Linked DNA regions of Mus musculus: region 1 is linked to region 2. Evidence: chromatin loops called from intact Hi-C (ENCODE). Cell type or tissue: left cerebral cortex. All regions are shown on one strand. Links, peaks and the distances in the headings refer to the core of each region. The heading gives the core; the rest is flanking DNA.

Region 1 (12,459 bases), core at 4,942-9,941, 260 kb before region 2:
TTCATTATCCATCCAACAGTTGATGGTCATCCAAGCTGTCTGTATTTTGGGAACAAAGCAGCAACAGATGTGAATAAGCCAGTATCTCTGTAGTAGGATGTGGAATAAGCCAGTATCTCTGCAGTAGGATGTGAATAAGCCAGTATCTCTGCAGTAGAATGTATCTATCTGAATTTACATAGGACTCATATTTTAAAAGTTGCTCTTGATAGGTTTTTGGTTTGCATATTTACACATGCAAATAACCAAGTGACTTGCTCCTGAAGTGATAATGGATTTTATTTTTCAGTTCCTGAGACCAAAATGATAGTGCCAAACCCTTAAGAGGAAGTCTTCTAATGGAAATTTTAGAAAACACTAGCGATTCCCAGTTGGCATTTCTGTTCTCTCCCCCCACCCCCTTTAATCACTTTATATCTGGTCACAGTTGCCCTTCCTTCCTCTCCTCCCAGTCCCATCCACACAAATCCCTTCCTCCATTACTCCCTTCCCTTTTCTGAGGAGAAGGAGAAGCCCCACTTGAGGACCACCTTGCCCTGGACATCAAGTTACAGCAGGACTAAGCTAAGCGTATCCTTTTCCACTGAGGCCCAACCAGGCAGTCCTGCTAGGGGAAGGGGATCCAATGTCAGACAACAGAGTCAGCGACAGACCCTGCTCTAATTGTTAGGGAACCCACATGAAGACAGAACTGAACGACTGCTCCACATGAATTTCCTTAAAAGAAGCTTGTTTAGTCACTCTTAAACATGCATAGCTGAGCTTGTGTGTTCTCTCCCAGAACCAAAGAGTTTCATAGTTCAGCTGGGTTGGAGGTTTGAGTCTTCTGCATCTCTCTGAAACAAAATGGTGGCATCACCCTCCCTGCTCATATGTAGCAGATGTACAGCTTGACCTTCAGGTGGGGCCCAAACAACCGCAACATGGGCTATCCCAAAAGCTGTTGCCTAAACACGGGATGTGTTCTACCAACTGCGTTGCCTGGCCTGGCCTCAGTGGGAGAGGAAGCACCCGGCCTCGCAGAGACTTTAAGTGCCAGAGTGGGAGGGTGACTTAGTTTGGGTTTTACTGCTGTGAACAGACACCATGACAAAGTCATCTCTTCTAAGGGACAACATTTCATTGAGGCTGGCTTACAGGTTACATATCTGAGAAAGCTCGCCATGTTCCTATTAAGCCTTTATGATGTGGATTCTGGTTTTATTAGGGAGCTGTATTCTGGATACATTTTTTTTTTCTACTCAAAATGTTACCTTTAGTATTTTCAAGGGTCACACATATTGAAAATGTGTTACTTTATAGCCATGACAAATTTTATTGGTGGAAACTGTGAAATGAAGCAAGCAATGCTAATATTTGTCTGTGGATGGCTGGCCCTGTGCCTAGCAGTATACGGCCAACACAAAATGAACTCAGTGGTGGTTTTGTAAACTAACTTTTTACATTGCTTTGATTGGTGTGTGTGTGTGTGTGTGTGTGTGTGTGTGTGTGTATTTGTATGTGTTACCAGTCTTTTGCTTGTATATTATAATTTCTGACTTTGTGTTTTTGTGAGTTTTGTTTGCAGGTGAAAATTGTAGTTTCTTAATCTTTCTTTTTGCTTGTTTTTTTTTCCTGTTTGTTTCCTAAAGACAGAGACAGAGAGGAAAAAAAGGGCAGGCACAGAGCTAGGAGGGTGGGACAATGGGGAAGATCTCAAAAGAATTGGAGTAGGGAAAATTGTGATCAGAATATATTGTATGAAAATAACATTTCCCATTAAAAAATATATATTGAAATAGTGTGTGCGTGAGATGCACTTGAATGTGCAGGTGTGTGTTAAGTGTGATTGAAGCATATAGATTAGAACACAAAGTTTACCCGACTGCATGACGTGTACTGCTTACTAGTTTTCTCTAATAAATGCTTAATTATATCCCTTAAAAATTAGGCTTTGCTTCATATGATTGCAGTATGTGGTATGTGGAGCCTCAGAGTCTAAAACTAGAAGGCAACCCAGTAGTCTGCTTTCTCTTGGGCATGGCTGGATGAATTATGTCTTGGCCTTCTTTCTGTTGCTGCGACAAAGGCAATTTGGGGGGAGGATAAAGAGTTCATTTTAATTTACAATCCCAGAGTACAATTTATTGTAGAAAAGTCAAGGCAGTGGGAACTTGAAGTAGCTGTCACAGCTGCCACAGTCAAGTACAGACAGAGAATAAATGCATGCTTGCAAGTGCTCAGCTGGTCTCCCCTTTCCCTTATTCTAACACCCAGCTTTGAAATGATACTGCCTACATTCAGGGTGTATCCTCCCATATTAGTTAACTCAGTCAAGAAAACATCTCCCAGAAGAAGTTCCAACTTGTAATAAGGACACATGCTCCACTATGTTCATAGCAGCCTTATTTGTAATAGTCAGAAGCTGGAAAGAACCCAAATGCCCCTCAACAGAGGAATGGATACAGAAAATGTGGTAAATTTACACAATGGAATACTACTCAGCTATTAAAAACAATGAATTTATGAAATTCTTAGGCAAATGGATGTACCTGGAGGATATCATCCTGAGTGAGGTAACCCAATCACAAAAGAAGTCACTTGATATGCACTCACTGATAAGTGGATATTAGCCCAGAAGCCTAGAAAACCCAAGATACAATTTGCAAAACACATGAAACTCAGAAGGAAGACCAAAGTGTGAATACTTCGTTCCTTCTTAGAATGGGGAGCAAAATACGCATGGGAGGTGTTACAGAGACAAAGTTTGGAGCCGAGACGGAAGAAAGGACCATACAAAGACTGCCCCACCTAGAGATCCATCCCATAATCATCCACCAAACCCAGACACTATTGCATATGCCAGAAAAATTTTGCATACGGGACCCTGATATAGCTCTCTCTTGTGAGGCTATGCCAGTGCCTGGCAAATACAGAACTGGATGCTCACAGTCATCTATTGGATGGAACACAGGGCCCCTAATGAAGGAGCTAGAGAAAGTACCCAAGGAGCTAAAGGGGTCTGCAACCCTATAGGTGGAACAACAATATGAACTAACCAGTACCCCACCCAGAGCTGTTTCTGTAGTTGCATATGTAGCAGAGGATGGCCTAGTTGGCCATCAATGGGAGGAGAGGCCCTTGCTCTTGCTACAATCATATGCCCCAGTACAGGGGAATGCCAGGGCCAGGAAGCAGGAGTGGGTGGGTTGGGGACGGTATCGGGAGCTTTGGGGATTGCATTTGAAATGTAGATGAAGAAAATATCTAATAAAAAAAAACAGAAAACATCATTGGGGTGCCCAATCCTAACAATTTCTCATGGAGACTCTTCCACAAATGACTCAAGGTTATGGAAAATTGACTATATACAAGGACTAACCATCATATGTAGACATATTTGGTTCAGCCACTTCAGTTTATATACTTCAGATGAGGACATTTTGTATCATGTTTGGTTTAGAGAAACTATTCAGCATTTCAATATATATTACAGCCATGTAAGCCTTAACTGTCTATTATTCTTCAGGTGTACATTTTCAAAATGATTGTTTTGACAGTTATTTTCCCAAGATCTCAAATATAATGTGGCCATTGCAAAGAAGTGGACTTTTATGTCTGTTGAGATACTTAAGCATTACACGAACACCTCGTCCCAATACCTCCCTTATTTTAAGTATTAACACGATGCTAATTTGTTCCATCAGAGATTCCCTGCCCTTGAACTCTTACAATCCAATGAAGTTCCTAAAACATGGGAGTCATCTCTATCAATTATTTAGCACCATAGTGCCTGTCACAGAGGAAAAGGAATCAATAGTTCTTAAGTATGAATAATCACATGGTTAAAAAAAAACTAATTTCCTGTCATTTTTCATCCAAGTTCTTTGCTGTGCTTCTCTTTAGAACTATTCTTTCTTGCAAAAGTTCCTCTGGTGCTAAAGGCCTCCTGGTTCCATGTAATTTCCTGCTATAAATTTGTGGGCTAAGACGGGATCCTGTTCTATTCCCTTCTACATCATCTAATCTCTTATAGACTTTCTAGACTAAAAAGGCAGCACTAAAGAGACACAGAGTTTCTGGCAGAGGACATGGATAGGTTTAAAAGTATGTGTTGTAATGCTGCAAAATGTCTGTTTATGAAAATTAAAAAGAAATCAAGGTACCTTAAAAGTTAGCTTATATAAAACAGCTTACACTGAAAACATCACAGAACAACAACGACGACAATAACAATACCATCAACAACCAACAAGAACAGAAATAATCAGTCCTGAATGTGTCCAGCCCCTTTCCTTTCTTTTCCTTTTTCTTTCTCAAGACAGGGTTTCTCTGTTTAGCCCTGGTTGTCTTGGACTCACTCTATAGACCAGGCTGGCCTGGAACTCAAAAATCAGCCTGCCTCTGTCTCCCAAGTGCTGGGATTAAAGGCAGGCATCACCACTGCCCGGCCCCCGTTTCCCTTTCTTACAGTGGTGACTTACATTTTTACATATTTCATAGATATTGCCACTTGTCCCTTCAATATGGTTATGGCATGAGTTATTGGTCATTAATATAACAGATAAGGTGCTACTTCAGTTGGACTAACAACCATAATCTCCATTTCGCTTCCCTCCACAATTAGATGTGTTTTCTACTGGCTACTTGTCAGCTTGAACAGCGTGCTTTCACACTTTATGTTTCACCAATCAAGTGTACTTCTCTACCTTCCTAAAGTGTCGCATTGTCACTCCTACCTAGGACCAGCTATGAGCACACACAGCATTTTTGGGTAAATTAGAAACAGATGTTCTTAAAAGGATCACATGACCAGCAGCTCCTGTTTGCAGAGCAAACCTGTCTGGTCTCCCAGGTGTTGGTTCTCAGCCCCCATTGTGTTGATACCTGGGTACCTTCACACAGTCTAAACTGTCCTCATACACTGAACCCTGACCTGAACCCTCTCTCTCTTCTAGTACAGTCCAATTGCCTTTTACATTTCAACCTTTACATTTTATTTTGTAAGCACAGTATTCTGTACTATGTATATAGATTGAATAGTAATGTAAAGAATTTATTTTATTATACTACTGTGTTATTTCATGGGTACACTTTCTTTTTGTTGTTTATCCTTTAATTATCCTGAAATTGCCATTTTTCATTTTTATTTTTGTTCCGCGTCCATTTCTCCTCATCGGACATCATCCAGTTCTTGCTCCCAACTAGACTAATTGATCCTGGCACCTGCTGTGAGTGGGAACATTTCTGATGGTTTTCTTGGGTTGAAGCCATCATTTCCTGGATCCCACGTCTAACTTATATTTATTTATTTCTCTCATTGGCTTTTGCCAGGTTGGAGTACAGTGACTACTTGTAAGAGAAGTAAGGTTTGTTTCCTACATATCTAAACTGTCTTTTCATTGCTTTCAAAAAATCATTATTTGGCTCCTAGCAAAATGCTAAACAGAACACATCTCAGATCTTTAATTAAGTCTCTAGAAGACAGAGGTCTTCCAGATATAAACAATAGAGGAGATGTTTGTTCATAGCCAAATTTCAAGTTGGGCATTTGAAAGATGCTTCAGCAATTAAGAGTCTTCACTACTTTTGCAGAGGGCCCAAAGTTCACCTCCCAGGACCCACATCAGAAAGCTCACAAGCTCCAGGTGATATGACATACTCTTCTGCAATTAGCAGCAGTAGAAATGGGAGAAAAGCAATCAATAGTTTTGCTCAGCTGTAAAGCCCATGAACCACAACAATAACTAGCATGGCAAGATATCCCTGTCATACAATACTGGTACTTATATACAAGGGGCAACCAACAATTGTCCAATTTATAATTAAGGTAATTGTCTAAATGTAATTGTGATTAATAGAGAATTCATGCCTGGTATTATAACCTAGCCAATTACATTTGGCTGATAAGATCACAGCCCCTGGAAGACAGCACCCTACTGCCACTTTCCTAAACAGATATAATTTCTGTGAACAAATTATAATTATAACAATTATATTTATGATTGCATTCTAAAAGCGCATCCTTACAACCACAGATGAGTGTACTTAAGGCCCCTAATTAAAGAAGCTTCTCTCGGCAGCCGATGGAGACTGTTATAGAAACCTACAATGTGTCTAAATGCACAGGACAACAGACTGTGGTACGTCCAACACTAACTGATGAATCTATAATGCAACCCCTACACCTAAGACTCAGAGAACATTACTGAAGAGGAGACAGAAAATTATAAAAGCCCAAAGACTGGGGTATCTGCTGCAAAATAGTGTCTTCTATACATAATGGGAAAGCTATAGATCAGAAACCTAAAATATATCATTGTCTGAACAAGACCTGAAGAATGACAATATCAGTTGTCATGGCAACATGGATGGGGGGAGCTACAGGCGAATTAATGACTTCTGAGAGAGAGAGGGAGAGAGAGAGAGAGCAATCTTCTCAAGAGAGGAACCCCACGACAGTTTATCAAACCCCAACTGCTTAGCCTTAAACACACATGCATGATCTCAACATTAAATGGACTCAGCAGATTGCACGTATGTGTGTGTGTGTGTGTGTGTGTGTGTGTGTGTGTGTGTAGCATGAATAAGAGGACATGAATTTAGAAGGGAGGGGAGGGGACTTGGGTATTCAGCCTCTTTCATAGCATACCTAGGAAACTATAATTCTCAGGATATTGGAAATGTTCCCACTTTTATTATTTACGGATGTTTCTAATCTCACTTGCCCAAAGGCTCATCTTGGTTCACTGTCATGTGATAACAGCTAAACGCAAAAGAACGTTTTAGAAGCACCATTCCACGACGTGGGGAAGAGCAGCTAACTCCAGGAAACAACGAGCTTACTTTAAATTTTTTTTTCATTACCTAATTGGGAACAAAAATGCATTGAAAACCTTTAGTGTATGAGACATAGGAGGCACAGTACAAAACCAAACAGGCAAGGTCTCTCTCAATGCACAGCTTCATTCTGGAGGTTTCCAGGCAGACTCAGATAGATCAGTACTTCTGGCTGGAGTACCTCTCAGCAGAACACACCTCCAGTCTCCCTCTCTTGTCCAAAGTAAAAAGTCTCCAGTAAGAGTCAAACAGAAAAGGCTTGGTGCGTTTTGTTCTCCAGCCCAATAGCTGCACTGTTATTTGGTATCTGTCTTTATGGAGCCCCTCTAAGTGGGTGATCAATGAGAAGCAGATGGAGTTTGCATCCAAGTAGACTAAGTGTGCTTCAACGTTGAAGAATATCCACCCAACATCCTAAAGTGGGTGCTGAGAGGCAGGTGAATGTCATTTCCTGGAACAGAGTATTTGCTTGCCTCTTTTATTTTTTACCATGGAGCCTCTTGAACTAACTCAATAGCGCATAGAACCAGGCAAAGAGAGACAACACTGCTGTTTTCTGATTACAGGCTTAGCTCACCAGATTATCACTCCAAAGCTTCCTAACTGTCACACAACAACTTAGAACTTTTTCAGCTTAAACTCTGTGTTTAAAACTCTTCACATGACACGACAGTTGTTGGCAGTTGTTCTCTTTCCTCTTAATGAGGCTGGCAGCAGCCACTAGAGGCCCTCCAAGTCCAGACTCTAGCATGGAAGTAGAATGCTAAACCGTTCTGGCCAGCACGGCCAACCTACAGATAAGTATCCAGCGATTACTCATTCCAAAACACATATTTGGCAGTCATCTACACAACTGGCATATTAAACACCTGCAATCTGTTCAATAAAAGGAGGGTTTTTTTTTTTCTGTAGGGCACCATGCAAAACCAACAGTGATTTTTGTATTCATCTGTTTACTTTTTATGGCTCTCCTGAATTTTTCTTTCTTGATAGTCTTCTGCTTAAAAACAAACTTGCCGTGTCCCCTGTCTCTTGTGAAGGATATCACACACTGGCAAAGGTGACAGTGCTCCTTAGTGTGAGTGGCACTCATCGCTGCTCATAGAGGATCTGATGAATAGTAATGCTGGCTGAGATAAGCCCATGACACACTGAATGCATCATGGCCATTGACACTGAGAGTCCTGGGCCATACTTCTGTAGTCTACCTTGTGGACGCCTGCGTGCTCTAGATTCTGAAGCAGAGTAGAATAGAACATAATGTTTTGTCTGGCTCTCCTGCTCTAAAGCAGAAGTCAAATTCGTATGGGTTGGATCCTTTGAAGTTTAAAAGCCAAGCAACCTGTTGAAGGTACTGATAGGGCATAAATGTGGGGCATGGGAACATTTTCAACTCAAAATTTCCAAGACCCAACAAGGAAGAGTTAATGAACTACCTCAACACTGAGTATTTACAGTGAGTATTTACAGTGATGGTGTTTTCTCTCAGTAAACCCCATTCTACTTCCAGAATGGCTGAGAGCACAGATCGCTAGATGTCAACTTTCCTTTCCATCCTTCATTCATATATATATATATATATATACATATATATATATATATACATATATATATAATGTATATAAGTACATTGTAGCTTCAGACACACCACAACAGAGCAGCAGATCCCATTATAGATTATTATGAGTCACCATGTGGTTGCTGGGAATTGAACTCAGGACCTCTGGAAGAACAGTCAGTGCTCTTATCCTGTGAGTCATCTCTCCAGCCCATCCATCCTTCTTTCTTAAGACTTCACATTATCTTCCTTTAAAAATAATTAACATGACATCCTTCTGATTCCCTGCCCCCAGTCCTCTAATGCTTCTCTATTATCACTTAATGAAGTTCAGCCACCTTTATAATATGTTAATCAAAGATTCCTCATTGCTTTCTCTCCAACCAAAGCTCTCCTAGCATATTTCCCACTTCTCTTTTCACTAGCCTATCTGAAGAGTGTTCATTGCCTCTGATACAGTTCATCTAGATGAAAGTATCCCAATGGTTCCTAATGCTGCAACCCTTTAATACAGTTCTTTGTGTTGTGGTGACCCCAACCATAAAATTATTTTTGTTGCTACTTTATAACCATAATTTTGCTACTGTTATTAATCATGGTATAAATATAGGATATGGAAGCAGGATACCTGGTATGTGATCCTTGCAGGGATTGCAACGCAGACTGAGCACCATCGCTTCTACCATAAGGGCTGTGGTTGCTTACAGAGACTCTGTGTTCACCATGCTCTCTAAGTCTCTTTTGGGATGGGGAATAAACCTAAGACAGCAGGGGCAACTCTTCTTTCTTTTTTTAATTGGTTATTTTGTTTGTTTACATTTCAAATATTGTCTCCATTCCTGGTCTCCCCTCCACAAATGCCCTATCCCATCCTCCCTCCTCTTTGCCTCTAAGAGGGTACTCCTCCAATCACCAAACCACTCCTGCCTCACTGTTCTAGCATCCTCCTATGGTGGAGCATCAAGCCTCCACAGGACCAAAGGCCTCCCTTCCCATTGATGCCAGATAAGGCCATCCTCTGCTATATATGCAGCTGGAGCCAAGGACCCAACCATGTGTACTCTTTGGTTTGTGGTTTAGTCCCTGGGAGTTCTGGGGTGGGGGTGGGGTCCAGTTAGTTGATATTGCTCTTCCTATGGGGTTGCAGTCTCCTTCAGTTCCTTCAGTTTTTCCCCCAATTCTTCCACTGGGGTCCCTGGGCTCAGTCCAATGGTTGGCTGTGAGTATCTGCATCTGTATTGGTCAGGTGCTGGCAGAGTCTCTCAGGGGAGAGCTGTATCAGGCTCCTGTCAGCAAGCATTTCTTGGCATCAGCAATAGTGTTTGGTGTGTACAGATGGGATGGATCCCTAGGTGTGGCAGTCTCTGGATGGCCTTTCCTTCAGTCTCTGCTCCATTTTTTGTCCCCATGTTTCCTTTAGACAGGAACGATTCTGGATTAAAAGTTTGGAGATGGGTGGGTGGCCCCATTCTGAAACTTTTCATCTTTATGAGTCATCTATGTTTTTCTCTTCCCTTTTAAGGCTCAAGAATCTATGAGGACAACAAGTGTACTATGTTACTAGGGAGTGAGGCTGATGTTTGTACATATTCGTCCTTTGCAAGACACCCTAGAGCTTGTAGGTGTCACCAAAGAGGAGCATGGCATTTCATGTTTACGATGAAGAAATTTCTTTATTAGCTGTCTACTCTAGTCACCCCAAACTGAATATGATTGCAAGCATTTACAATGGCACTAGCATATAACTTCTTTCCAATTACTTAGACAGATTAATTCAAAAATTAAATGTATTATTTATGCTGTATTTTGGATTTGACCTGCTGCTAGCTCATGTCTCTTGATAAGACAATATGTCCAGAATTCTGTAAGGGAAAATATTTCTTTTCTTTTTTTTTTTTTTTTTCTGTTATACATGGAGCTTTCTTTTTTTTTTTCTTTCCATTTTTTATTAGGTATTTAGCTAATTTACATTTCCAATGCTATAGCAAAAGTCCCCCATACCCACCCACCCCCACTCCCCTACCTGCCCACTCCCCCTTTTTGGCCCTGGCGTTCCTCTGTTCTGGGGCATATAAAGTTTGTGTGTCCAATGGGCCTCTCTTTCCAGTGATGGCCGACTAGGCCATCTTTTGATACATATGCAGCTAGAGTCAAGAGCTCCGGGGTACTGGATAGTTCATAATGTTGATCCACCTATAGGGTTGCAGATCCCTTTAGCTCCTTGGGTACTTTCTCTAGCTCCTCCATTGGGAGCCCTGTGATCCATCCATTAGCTGACTGTGAGCATCCACTTCTGTGTTTGCTAGGCCCCGGCATAGTCTCACAAGAGACAGCTACATCTGGTTCCTTTCGATAAAATCTTGCTAGTGTATGCAATGGTGTCAGCGTTTGGATGCTGATTATGGGGTGGATCCCTGGATATGGCAGTCTCTACATGGTCCATCCTTTCATCTCAGCTCCAAACTTTGTCTCTGTAACTCCTTCCCAGGGTGTTTTGTTCCCACTTCTAAGGAGGGGCATAGTGTCCACACTTCAGTCTTCATTTTTCTTGAGTTTCATGTGTTTAGGAAATTGTATCTTATATCTTGGGTATCCTAGGTTTTGGGCTAATATCCACTTATCAGTGAGTACATATTGTGTGAGTTCCTTTGTGAATGTGTTACCTCACTCAGGATGATGCCCTCCAGGTCCATCCATTTGGCTAGGAATTTCATAAATTCATTCTTTTTAATAGCTGAGTAGTACTCCATTGTGTAGATGTACCACATTTTCTGTATCCATTCCTCTGTTGAGGGGCATCTGGGTTCTTTCCAGCTTCTGGCTATTATAAATAAGGCTGCTATGAACATAGTGGAGCATGTGTCCTTCTTACCAGTTGGGGCATCTTCTGGATAAATGCCCAGGAGAGGTATTGCTGGATCCTCCGGTAGTACTATGTCCAATTTTCTGAGGAACCGCCAGACTGATTTCCAGAGTGGTTGTACAAGCCTGCAATCCCACCAACAATGGAGGAGTGTTCCTCTTTCTCCACATCCACGCCAGCATCTGCTGTCACCTGAAATTTTGATCTTAGCCATTCTGACTGGTGTGAGGTGGAATCTCAGGGTTGTTTTGATTTGCATTTCCCTGATGATTAAGGATGTTGAACATTTTTTCAGGTGCTTCTCTGCCATTCGGTATTCCTCAGGTGAGAATTCTTTGTTCAGTTCTGAGCCCCATTTTTTAATGGGGTTATTTGATTTTCTGAAGTCCACCTTCTTGAGTTCTTTATATATGTTGGATATTAGTCCCCTATCTGATTTAGGATAGGTAAAGATCCTTTCCCAATCTGTTGGTGGTCTTTTTGTCTTATTGACGGTGTCTTTTGCCTTGCAGAAACTTTGGAGTTTCATTAGGTCCCATTTGTCAATTCTCGATCTTACAGCACAAGCCATTGCTGTTCTGTTCAGGAATTTTTCCCCTGTGCCCATATCTTCAAGGCTTTTCCCCACTTTCTCCTCTATAAGTTTCAGTGTCTCTGGTTTTATGTGAAGTTCTTTGATCCATTTAGATTTGACCTTAGTACAAGGAGATAAGTATGGATCGACTCGCATTCTTCTACATGATAACAACCAGTTGTGCCAGCACCAATTGTTGAAAATGCTGTCTTCCACTGGATGGTTTTAGCTCCCTTGTCAAAGATCAAGTGACCATAGGTGTGTGGGTTCATTTCTGGGTCTTCAATTCTATTCCATTGGTCTACTTGTCTGTCTCTATACCAGTACCATGCAGTTTTTACCACAATTGCTCTGTAGTAAAGCTTTAGGTCAGGCATGGTGATTCCACCAGAGGTTCTTTTATCCTTGAGAAGAGTTTTTGCTATCCTAGGTTTTTTGTTATTCCAGATGAATTTGCAAATTGCTCCTTCTAATTCGTTGAAGAATTGAGTTGGAATTTTGATGGGGATTGCATTGAATCTGTAGATTGCTTTTGGCAAGATAGCCATTTTTACAATGTTGATCCTGCCAATCCATGAGCATGGGAGATCTTTCCATCTTCTGAGATCTTCTTTAATTTCTTTCTTCAGAGCCTTGAAGTTTTTA
Region 2 (12,459 bases), core at 4,216-9,215:
GGGTGGGTGGAGCAAAGCTCCAACCACTTCACAAACATTCACAGACACATGTTTTTGGTGGGTGGAGCAAAATCCAATGAGCTGGTTTCAACCACTTCACATACATTGATATGTACACACTTACATATTTGTGTAGGTTGAGCAAATACCAATGAGTAGGCTCCAACAACTTTATTTTGCCTCCCACAATGTATATATCCCAGAGGAATCTTTCAAGCAGTATAGAAATTACAATGTGATTACATTCCATTTTTCCTTTAGTGAATGATTATGAAAAAAACACTTCACAGCACAAGTAAAGAAAACAAATTTCTTGGGATCCAGGAGTTGCCTCACAAGCCACGTGAACTCCAGTCTCAGACAGGGATACGTATTGAGCATTCACCCCAGGATTGATCGATCAGGGCTATAGACCACACTCCGGAGCTGACTGTGACACTGAGTCCAGATTCTACAGGACTTTTAAGCCTGAAATCTACAAACACCTGTGCCAAGTTACTCAACCAACCAGGATTTAAGGATAGAGGATTTTCTTAGGAGCATGTCTTTGTTGTACACTTATCCTGTGCCAATTGGTTGGGGTATTCGGCTGTGGCAGGACACTTACCTAACCTAACATTCATGTTCTAACTTGCCAATCAAAATGTCAGCTACCCATGTACATGTCTCTTTCTGTCAAGCGGAAGTTCCCATGGAGGCCTTGGAGACTCAAACTTACTCTATCCCTACTCAAACTGGAAGTCTTATCCCAAATAGTTTCTTATATTGGCTCAGGTGTCTCTCTTATGTTGGGGTCCAACCCAGAGGCAGCTTATAAAATCAAAAACCATAAAAGCATAGACATAGGTGCAGGAAGTGTTACCTGGTGGTTGCTTCAGGTCCAAGCTTCTTGTGGCTAACTCTACAAAGCTGTTCTAATTGACTTCTGTTGTGAATGGCTTTCAAGAACACCAAAGCACAAAACGTCTTAGTAACAGCTATGAGAAGGTTTCCTCATGACATTAGTAATGGCACATAATGGCAGGCTTACAGAGGTAACATTTTACCTAGGCCTTAACAAAATTATTCCCAAGAACCCACAGACACTCATAACTAAGCAACTTGTTACAAATTAACAAGGCATGAGCAAGCAAGGTAACTTTCTCAGCAGGTTTCTCCTACTGGCAGGCAGCAATTTCAAGTTACAAAGAAATGATCGATTATTTTCTTATTTATCTTAAAAAGCAGTATTATAAAAAATTTAAAAAGCACAAATCTAAGCTTTTAAATAAATAAAAAAAAAAACAACAATCAGTCATTTCTACTTTAAATCCTCATATTTCACATCTACTCACCAGCATTTTTTTTTATTAAATCATAACAGGAAGCTGAGGGCAAGGATGGATACAAGAAATGATTATCGCCTAGATCACCAGTCGAGCCTCAGTAAGAGTCACATCAGCCAATGCTAGTTAGACTGCCATTGTTCTTGTTCCTTGACCTCAAAAAGTCCCTAGCTCGATTAATAAGAGTGTGCTTTTCTGAACTTCAAATTGTTCCCTAAGGTTTTCTGTGTCCACTAACAAAACTATCATAACCTAGCTTCAGTAACAATTTGTTTTTCCAAATGTTCTTTCTAAGGGCGATGGTCATCCCTGAAACTCTAAAGTCCCAAGTTCCTTCCCAGAGTCATAATTGAATCATTAATCTGCTTCAGCAGCAATGTGATTGTGAGTGCCACAGACACTGCCCAGTGAGGGGCTGGAAGCCCCCTTAGAGGTTTCATACAAGGCTTAGATTAAGAGGGATGTGAAGGCAACAAGTAGAGCAAACCTCCACAGCAGCACAAAGTCCTCAGGACATGGAGTCCTCGGGGCTCTGCCTCTCTGAGGCACACCCATCTTGCTTGTGCTAACTGGTGGACCACATTCCATGAGTTCTAAAGCTGTTTTGTTGCTCTTCCTGCATAGCCTTTGACAATACAGGGGAAAATCCTGATTAAAAGTTCAACAGTCTTGGGAATAGATGGAACACTCAGCAAATGCTATTTTGACTGGGGAGAGAGGATACAGGGTGGGGTTCTTTAGGGAGACTCATGGGAAGAGCTGCCTTGGGGTCATTTAGCAGATGTGGAGGGGGCAAGCGTGATAGGCCTAGAGTAGGTGGAGTTAGACCTGAGAGCTAGGGGAAGTCTAAGAGTTGAGGAATGAATGCCTAACTACATGACTTGAATTTTACTCAATGGAGAGTGGAGAATTCCGGTAGCCCCGTGCAACCTCCAGCAAACTCAGGCACCCTCTTCCTTATCAGAAGACTAAACTAGAGTCTGTAAGTCTAAGGGCAGGGAGAAGACCTTCTGTGTGGGGACTAGCATCCATCAACACTTTAAGATGACCCTTGCATAGGTTCTAAATCATGCCATCTGCTTAAGCCTGGCTGACAAGAGAAACCGGGAGCCTGAAAGACCTGTCCACTCTGTGGTCTATTTATATCAACTTTAGCCTTGGGCCGGGCTCCTGTTCCAAATTCTGGCTGCTTTCCTTGGCCATTCTTCAGGGAAGTGGGTCAAATTCTCATCTCCTCCCACTCCTAAAGTCTGTCTCATGGCTGGCTCCCCAATATGGGACTAGCTAAAATGACAGTTGGTCCTGCTGCTCTGAAGTCCTTACTTCTGGCCCAACTGTCACCTGCCTGGCATCGTGATTGCCTTTCTCCCACAGCTCTGGTTCATCCTATTCCATGGGAAAATTGAGGAGGAAGCTGTGTAGTCGCAACCCAAATGAAGAAAGAACCCATTTGTAATGGAAAAGGTGGCAAGAATGTAAGCTATTGACAGCTAGGGATGAAATGATGCACTAAAGTACAGTTTGGGGTGTTATGGGGGATGGGGGCACAGTGATGGTTTTTCTTTCAAATTTAAAAGGTTAGAGAGCCCAACCAGTGTTCAAGACTTCTGTCCTGTCATGGCTTACACAGGATTATCACAGTAGGGCGCTGTGACATTTCAGTTCTCCTCATGACAGAGTGGCAGCCTAGAGCCTGCCACCTTCAGTGATCAGCATGCTTTGGGCCTCATGGCCCTGCTTGCTTCCCTGTGTGTAGGAGTCTGGAAAGGTCCCAGGCTTCTCTGTGCTTTGTTCCAGGGACATTTAAGGAACAGGGTAAAGAACCACGCCAGCAAGCCAGACCTGTGTCACTCTCCACAAGGCCCAGGATGTGTGATGTCTCTGCTCACCAGCAGAGTCCTTCCAGATAGTCATTTGCTCTTTCAGCTGTCCAAAGGCAAATAGTTTAATTTAAACCATGTCTGGGCATCCCTATCATTGGTTTTAGAAAGGGAAGGAGTTGTTCTGTCTAAGTCAGGTCTGGAGAACCCCAAGGTAGGGGTGTGCTGGCTGAGGCAGGTACTCTTCTGAGTCCAGAGCAGGGATGCCTCTGCCAGAGAGCAGTTGGGAGGAAAAAAAAAGACTAAGAACTCACCCATGTTTCACTAAGCCTGTCCACCACTTGCCTGATAAAGCCACATGCATGCTAAAGTTACTAATTACAGACCGTGCAGCATAAGGGGCAGGTGTTCAGAGCAAGGAGCAGTAGCCTACTTCTCAGGGGACCTGAAACGGTAGCCTACTTCTCGGGGGACCTGTCAGAGTCCACAGTCAGCTTGCTACATCATCTTGGTCTGCTTCTTTGCTCCTGATGAACTAACAGCAGCATCCTTGGCAGTGTGCAGGAGACAATCTCCAGGGTTTTGTAGGACTGTTTGCCAGGCTTCTTTGACTGATGCCGGACTTCTGATGATGATGGTGTGTGTGGATGTAAAGGTAAGGTTTTCTGAGAACAAGCCTATTAGGTAGTAGCTAAGGTAAAAAGACCAAGACACTGGGGTGTAATAACCAGAAAGCCCAAGGAGTTACTATAAGAATAAAGACTCCAGTGTTTGCATTTGTCGTTGTAAGTTAGGCCGCAATTTTAAACATGCTTGGACACAGGGATGGGACAGGGATGGCTTCTCACAGAGAAATTTTACCTTGTGATTCAAATGGAGACAGAAGTCCATGATAGACCCCCATTTCCCCCAGATCTACACAACTCAATGACACCATACTAAAGGCTGTAGTGTTGACCTTGTGCTCCCACTCTTTGAACTCTGTGTTTTAGGATAAATAGATTTAGGCTGCTGGTCACTGAAAACCAGTTTTATTTTCGGAACGCTTTGTAGCTGTTCTTCTCTAGTTCATAGGGAGATGTGGCTTTTGTAATCCCACGGTGTATTTTTAAGCTGTTAAACAACTGGACTGTTAGGTTCACTGGCACTCTTAAAGCCCATGTAAGTCACCTTCGAATTATTTAAATTAATGAAATTGTGTGTGAATTAGTAACTACTCATTACCCTAGAACTGATCAATTAACTGCAACAAAACTGTAGCTGCCTTCTTCGGGGTACCTAGAAAGGCAGGGAAGGCTAATGGGTACTCTCTGTCTCTACCATTTCCCAGCCAATCATGGGAAGGCTTAAACAAATCACTCATCCATTTTCCACCTTCATTTTCTTATCTGAAAAGTAGACAAATTAATAGCCCTTGCTCAAGGACAAAGTGAGTTAAAATGTTCCCAGGGCTCTCAATATTCTCCTAGACTACACAAACGCCAGCGTGGGGTCACTGACGCTGCTCTCCTTGCCCTTCCCAGTTTGTTTGGCCCCTTCACCCACATTTTCCCACTTGAGAGCCATGATAATGCTATAGGACAGGCAGAGCAAACACCATAAATTATGAAAGTGAGTGCGGAAGCCATAATTTTCTCATGGTGACAGATCTAGTGTGTCAGACCAGCAAGGTAGCTCAGTACATAACGGAGCCTGCTGCTAAACCCCATGCCCTGAGTTCAATTCCCAGACCCACATGGTGGGAAAGAACAGACTCTTGCTTACCATCCTGTTCTCCACATATGTGTTTCATACATGCAAATTACATACATATCTGACCACATACAATATATAAAAAATAAACAAACAAACATACAGAAACAGTGAAGATTTTTTTAAAATCTAGCATGTTAACGGTGGGCTGCCAAGGTACTTGGGCCAATAAGCCCCCACACTCTCACCATATCACGGCCTCCTCACCATGCTGAGGAAAGAGTGTTCTTATAATGTGAAGGGCTCCTAGACACTCTCTCCTGAGTCCCAGGATCCCACGGTGTCTTAGGGTTTTACTACTGTGAACAGACACCATGACCAAGGCAACTCTTATAAGGACAACATTTGATTGAGGCTGGCTTACAAGTTCAGAGGATCAGTACATTAGCATCAAGGCGGGAAGCATGGCAGCATCCAGGCAGGCATGGTGCAGGAGGAGCAGAGAGTTCTACATCTTCATCTGAAGGCTGCTAGCAGAATACTGACTTCCAGGCAGCTAGGGTGAGGGTCTTTTAGCCCACGCCCACAGTGACACACCTACTCCAACAGGGCCACACCTTCTAATAGTGCCACTTCCTGGTCTGAGCATATACAAATCATCACATACAGAAAGGGATGGAAATTGAGAACATTTTGGATTCTGTGATCAGAGATCACGTTACTGTTCCCAACTTGCGCACCATCATCCTAGGGTGACCTCATAACCAGATAACGGAGTTACATTTAATAAAGGGGGGTGGGAGCCTGTATCTTTCAGCAATGGCTCAGTGCTTCATGTTCTGCCCTTTCCCAGACGCTCACATGTAAAAGAAGCACCCGCTGAAACGATGATAGAACCGAAACTTGTCCCAGATTTGCCCCAAATTTCAGAATTATTTTCCTCCAAAGTTTCATTCAGAGGTCTCACATCTCCGGTGTGGTTTTGGAATCTTCTGGAATGATGCCCAACCCTACTAATTCTGGGACAAAAACACTAGCACCTAGAAAATAGCAAGCAAAGAGCTCTGATGAGTAAGCAATGACATCGAGCAGAGGGTGCCTGTCCTGCCCTGCCCTGGGTCCATCAGGAACGTAAATGATCCAGCTGTAGGGAATGCACCAGCTTTAGAAAAATCAGCACTGTCCACACCACCTGGCCTTGCCTATAGGTAAATTTCTACTCTAAGAGAACGGCGTGATCACTGTGCAGACACAAAACAATAAAAAAAGAAATAGAAGCCAAAGGTAGACTGAAATACCTTGCACTGTTTCCTAGGACTTTAATCTGCTAATGATCTGTCTCCTGAGTCTGGCTGTTGCTCGGATCCTAACAGAGCTGCAGTCAAAATGTAACTTGGGTTTAATCATCCAATCAACAGTAGTGTCAAAAACTTAGAAATTTTAACTTATGAAAATCATTTATTTTTTTTCCTTTCAATTCCCTTCAAGAAAACAAGTATTTCTTAGTTATTAAAGGGATGTGGACATAGATGCGAAGCAGTGGACTGTGCTTTTCATTTTGGTCCCAGGAGCCAGGCATTCACTGGATTTAATCATTTTGAATCTTTGTGTCTCCTCTGAGATAGGGCCAGATGTAACCAGAAGGATTTATAGGGTGTAAAATTGAGAATGGATTAAAAAAGGCTCTCTGTGTTCTGCCCAGCACATCCTAAATCAACATTCCCCCCGGTGGACCAGACCAATCTCCGGCTGGCCAATTGGGGCAGTTGCCATAGCAACTGACAGGCAAGCACAGCCGGTAGAATGGGAATGCGAACAATGGAATGATAACATTGTGTGCAGAGCTGCATTCTGAGATGGCTTCCAGACAGCCGCATCCTGGAAGTGGGGTTTGCCCACCCTCCTTGTGCCATGGTTCCCACCTTCTTGTATTTTTGCTGCTCAATTAAAATTTATTGTTTTCTTTCCTATTCAAAAACTTTACTGCCATAAATAGTACTGGTGAGAAGGAAATCTGCCCCCACCAGAAAGCTGAAACAGCGTTACAAAGACTGCAGGGTTATTGCATTAACACTCAGTTCAAATACCCAGAGATTGAAGGAGGTCTACGGTAACTCCTGTGATTCTTTAGCGCCACCTAGTGTCCTGCTAGATACTACTTGGTCCCATGACTGGACAGGGAAAAAAGAACAGGATTGAATAGGAAATTCGTAGTCCCTCTTCTGATAGAATATGCACAGGACCTTTTCTAAATCTTTTGTTCAAAAACGTTAATAACTTTGACATAATACAGCAATGAGAGAAGAATGGAAGTCATGTCAGTTTTAGAGAAGACTTTAAAAGACTACACGGCGACCAGACAAAAAATCCTCAGGTTTTTTGTCTAAGGCGTCTCACTTTTCTCCAAAAAGTCAGCCTTGAAGCTGAACACAACAATTCACACCAAGGTGGCCAGGAGTCAGAACAAGGGATAACCCTGAATAATATAGCACCCGAGGATACAGGATAAGTTCCAGTAACGGACTTACACCAACTAAACCCCGCCCCAACCCCTCACTGCCTAGCAATAATGTCATCGAGGGGGTGAGTCACTGATTAAGTCAGAGTCCACAGCATCTAGTTGGGCCTGGAAAAGCAGTCGCAGACACGCCCCATGCTTTGCTCTTAATCCAGCCAAGTCAACAAAGATGTATGAGCACACCAGAGGCGGGAGCAAGGAGTCAGGATGAGAGGACTGGCTGGTGAGGGTTCCTAATGATACTACTACTGTTAACTCTTGATTTCCTCTCAGAAAATCTCTCTGCCGTTGCAGACATCATGAATGAATCAGTAGAGACAAATAAAATGAGTATCATCAACCCCTCTTTATAACTCTCTGCTCTGGTCAGTGGGTAGCGCTTCTTGTCCAGCAGTCATCTCCGGTCTAAGAAATCGCACCCATCTCCCACCGCTGCCTTTGCCCCATCGACATTCAAAACCGCAACTGAGTCCATTGGACTTCAGAAACGTGAAATGATGGGCCTGTTTCTGTGTGTTTCCTGCAGGGTTTGAGTTTTTTGAAACCAGCGCCAAGGATAACATCAACGTGAAGCAAACCTTCGAGCGCCTCGTAGATATCATTTGTGACAAAATGTCAGAGAGCTTGGAGACCGACCCAGCCATCACAGCGGCAAAGCAGAGCACGAGGCTCAAGGAGACCCCTCCTCCACCACAGCCCAACTGTGGCTGCTAATGTCCCCCACACAGGAGCTCCAAGGGGCTCCAGAGCAGCCAAGAAGCAGCATTGATAAATGGTCTATTAGCCTTCGATTATACTGCCTAATAATTATTTGAAGGAAGTCTTTGATGGCAGTGGCCCATATATGCATTCAAACCGTGAGCAATTTCCTGTGTTAATATGTGGCAAACTTGCTCTTATATTTGTAAGGATCATTCATCTATAAACACCTGCTACTTGCATGTAACTTATCATTTATTTGTCTTTCATAATCTTTTTGGGGGGTGCAACCTTTTTCTCAATTAAGCTATTGCAGAAACTACAGACTATAATTTTACTGCAAATAACTTTCATGCCACGGATTCATATCATGCTTTTCATTTGTATGGATGATAACCTAGAGTCCCTTTGTGTGTGCGCATGTGTGTGTGTGTGTGTGTGTGTGTGTGTGTGTGCGCGCGGGCGCGTGCGTGCTGTGACCAAGGAGTGATGTCAGGAAACTTAGTTTTGCCTTTGTCTAAAAAGAAAGTGGGACTTTTGCTCTTGATTGGAGACCCCATCACAGGTCTGGGCAGTGTACCAGTAGGAAATGTATATATATATATATATATTGCACTTTTGTTAATAATATCAGAAGGGTGTGTTGACTTTGAAAAACATTGAGGGATTGGGTACAGGGTCATTCAGGAGGCTGAGGCAGGAAGATAATGAGTTAAAGTAGCTACAAACCATACAACTCGATCATGGGATAAAGAAAAAGTAAAGAAAATGAAATCCAGGCCCTTGCAAGTTTTCTTGAACCACATCAACACTAAGGGAGCTTTGCAGGCCTGACTGCCGGGATTCTTGCCCATGATTCTGCTCATCTCTGCGTGCTTGAGAGCAATTACTACTACAGAAGGGATGTGACTAGCTGTGGCATTCCATGACCTGAGTGACCTCCATCCCTTAACGACTTGTCTCACACCACAAAACACCACCATGGCTCTCTGGAACCCCCACCAATTCTGAACTCGAAATTGGCTTGAAACTTTGTTAGTGCCCCTCTTCCTATAAAAGGTAGGCCAACATTTCAACCACTGTTCTCTGCTCCACTTTAACTAAGCCTTCCCCCCTCTTTAGGAGGCAATTAGGTAACCTTTCCATGAGTCCTGACTGAGGGGGAAAAACCATTTTTTATAACCATATTTTTCAGAGGATTTATAATTCTAAAAGTTACATAAGTCTCTAGACATGCTTAAGATAAACAGATCATAGAGGTGAGCGGTCCAGAAAATTGATGAGCCATGGCGGTTGAAGAGAGGGGTGAGACCCTTGAATATCCTGTCCTCTCTTCTAGGTTTTCTGAAGACCATATAGAAATAATATGCAAAAATCCCGGTTGTGGTGGTGCCTACTCTTGATCCCAGCATTCTGGAGGCAGAGGTAGGCAGATCTCTGAGTTTCAGGCTAGAATGTTCTACAGAGTGAGTTCTAGGATAGCAAAGGCTACACAGGGAAACCTGCTTAAAAAAAAAGGAGGAGGAGGAGGAAGAGGAGGAGGAGGAGAAGGAGAAGGAGAAGGAGAAGGAGAAGGAGAAGGAGAAGGAGAAGGAGAAGGAGAAGGAGAAGGAGAAGGAGAAGGAGAAGGAGAAGGAGAAGAAGAAGAAGAAGAAGAAGAAGAAGAAGAAGAAGAAGAAGAAGAAGAAGAAGAAGAAGAAGAAGAAGAAGAAGAAGAAATAATAGAAAAACAACTCTTAACCTCTGTGCCAAATGCCAAGAGAAATCTCTCTGCCTTCCAGAAGTCTTTGCGGCAAGGATCTTAGGAAGGCACCAGTTTGAAGGACAGAACAGTTTCGTGAGGCAGACATTTTCCCTTTTTGGTAGTTGTGTAAAAGATCCACCCTTCCCTTGGGCGAGGCTGCTGACAGGCTAGTGTGTGCATGTTTTCTTCTCATGTGCTTAGTTGCAAACTTATAAATTAGTGGTAAGTTTCCACTTTGACACCTAGAGGAGCAAGTGTTGGCTCATCAAAGATAAGAAGACACTGGTGATTTTTAAATTTTTAATGACACCTAAATTCAAGAATCATAGAAATTAACATAAAGGGAAAGAGAGAAGTGAGGGGCATAAAGTAGAATTTCTTTGCAATAATATTCATATGATGTCATCCTATTTCTATGACCTGGGCCATAATACAACCATATTGAATACTATGGCTGTCAAGCTCATTTTTACAATCTACTACAAAACAATGAAGTCAGGAAACCTGGGCCTCTTTCCTTGCATGCTTACAATAAGTGTAAAAGGCCTCACTCAGATATTTTGAATGGCTTCTTCAAAAGGATGTGGGCATGCGTGTGTTATCAAACAAGAGCAGGTAGGAGAGAAAGGGAAACAACCACGTTTACTCATTTGAAAATTCCTTGGAAGAACTGGTTGAAAAGGATTTACTGAAGCCAGATGCCCACATACATGCTCTGTTGAAAATTCCAAAGTTAAGACCACGATGTGCTAGTCAGTGGAGAGAGGGGCAGCAGTAGCCCTAATGTCATTGTCCCAGAACATTCCATACCTCCTATTTTCCAGATTCCCATAGAAACACAGTTGTACCAAATGAAAGGTATGGAATTCTATATTTCATTCCAAACAATTCAGTGAGCATTTCCAGAGAGACTTGTTGCTCCCGGAAGAGAAAAGAGTTGCTGTCCCTAATGTCATCAAGAAACCTTGGTTGTAAAATCAACTTTGGCAAGTGGGAACCAGATAATAGAACATCTATAAGCCTTGACCTATATAATTTAAATTCTGATGTTTTCAACCTTTGGCCACTACATTACATATGTACAAATACATACTACCCCTCCTTCCATCAACATAAGTATGAATAGGTCCTTCTAACCAACAACCTGGCTAAATTTGTATATAAAAAGATGTTCAAAAACTACACATTTGTCTTCCCAGGTCTTAGACATCATTTCTTGTCTCTGATGCAATTAGGTTAGTATTTTAAGTGTGTCATTGCCCTCCCCTGTGGTCATCTGGGTACCCCTGCCCATCCATTGTTTTTAGAACAACCCTAACTGCTTCGGAAAACACTCCCAAGAACTCTAGTGTTGGTTTGTCTCTTTCCATCCTTAATGCAAGTGGAAGGTGTTTCGTCTACATAGCCATTTCACAGTGTGAGTGGATATGGGAGATTCACAAGGTGTCTTCGGTCCCAAGACAGCGAGTTAATCATAAGCATCACACCTATGGGCTCACAGGAAGAACTGCTTTAGAACGGTGGCTCAGCTCCCCGTGTTAACCCCTCCAAACAGCATCTACTGCCATCAGGAGCTTCTAATGACTACAAGGAGCAAGAGATGTGTGAAGTTCCTCCCTGGGGCCACGTAGAGTATGGTCTTGCTTGCTGCTAGGTAAATAAGGGCTGAAGATTGTACTGGCAAATGATGTACAATGAATGATGTTTCAATCATGGTCATAAATGGGAAATACAAATTCTACAAAATTGCAAATGGAAGGCACCAATGTGCTCAATAAAACTGGGTTTACTATACTTACTTCACTCCTACACAAATTCATTTATTCAGCACATTGATTTTTTTTTCCAGGAGCCAATTTAAGCTTCTAATTTTAGTTACATCTGTGACAACAATAATTTTAAAGTAGAATGCATTCCACTATTAACTGAACTTTCACTAAGTGACATTAACTTCAGAGTATTGAAGTTCTTAGTGGTTCATTAACATGCTTTGTCTACTGTGTATCTTAGTACAGGGCTAAGTATGCCCTTTAGTGTTTTGTTTTGTTTTGTTGCTGTTGTTGTTATTGTATGGCACTTGCGGGACTGTATTAAAAATTGTATCCAAACTCTATCGAGCTTCACCAAGCCAAGATAGAAGCTACATGTGATAAAACAGGGACATGAATGATCTTAAAGATGTGACCAAAACTATTCTAGCCTGCAAAGTTAATGTTTGCTGCTAATCTTCACCGTAATTTGGGAATGTTCAAATCAGCTATCCTGTGTTATCTATGCTGTGCTTGCCAGCTAACCCATCTGTCTGGGGAACTGACTTTATCTAGATTTTAGTCTTCATGCCGATCCTGGCCACCTTTTGTGTGCACTCTCTGTGTGCTATGTGAGGCGATCCGGAAGTCCTTTCTGCTTGCTCTGAATGTGTGTCCACAGTTCTGCCAGTTAGTGGATGCTCCCTGCACTTTCGTTGTCTGCCAGTGGAATGGAGATGTCCCCTTTGGTATGCTAAACCGCTGAATATTCAAATAAGCTTTGGAGTCCTTTATATTTTATGTAATTTTTTCCCCTAGAAATCAGAGCAGGCATAAGCCTGTTTTATACCCTGGGGTTTAATAAGGACATTACAGTTTACTGACATATTTACAGTTGAGACACACTCATACC

Evidence for each region. Hi-C counts contacts between places; a loop is a spot of excess contacts. Peaks named below come from ENCODE experiments on the same cell type or tissue, not always from the same donor. Only the 100,000 strongest peaks of a DNase experiment are listed, where the experiment ranks them.
Region 1: a loop joins it to region 2, with 5 times the contacts of the local background. A loop is called at or near these places in 8 of 42 quality-filtered maps.

What each region holds. Positions count from the first base shown.
Region 1 is chr13:110,314,026-110,326,484 of GRCm38, reverse strand. No RefSeq gene overlaps it. Among named protein-coding and RNA genes, the nearest start is that of Gapt, 37 kb to the left of the region's middle. In left cerebral cortex, for the core only: a CTCF peak has its summit at 7,547; a DNase peak (open chromatin) is centred at 7,551.
Region 2 is chr13:110,057,425-110,069,883 of GRCm38, reverse strand. Rab3c (RAB3C, member RAS oncogene family) reads left to right here. Exons shown (of 5, transcript NM_023852.5): 5 at 7,882-12,459. The coding sequence ends at 8,069. Among named protein-coding and RNA genes, the nearest start is that of Gm32881, 57 kb to the right of the region's middle. In left cerebral cortex, for the core only: a CTCF peak has its summit at 6,986 (motif pointing left); DNase peaks (open chromatin) are centred at 5,907, 6,958 and 7,332.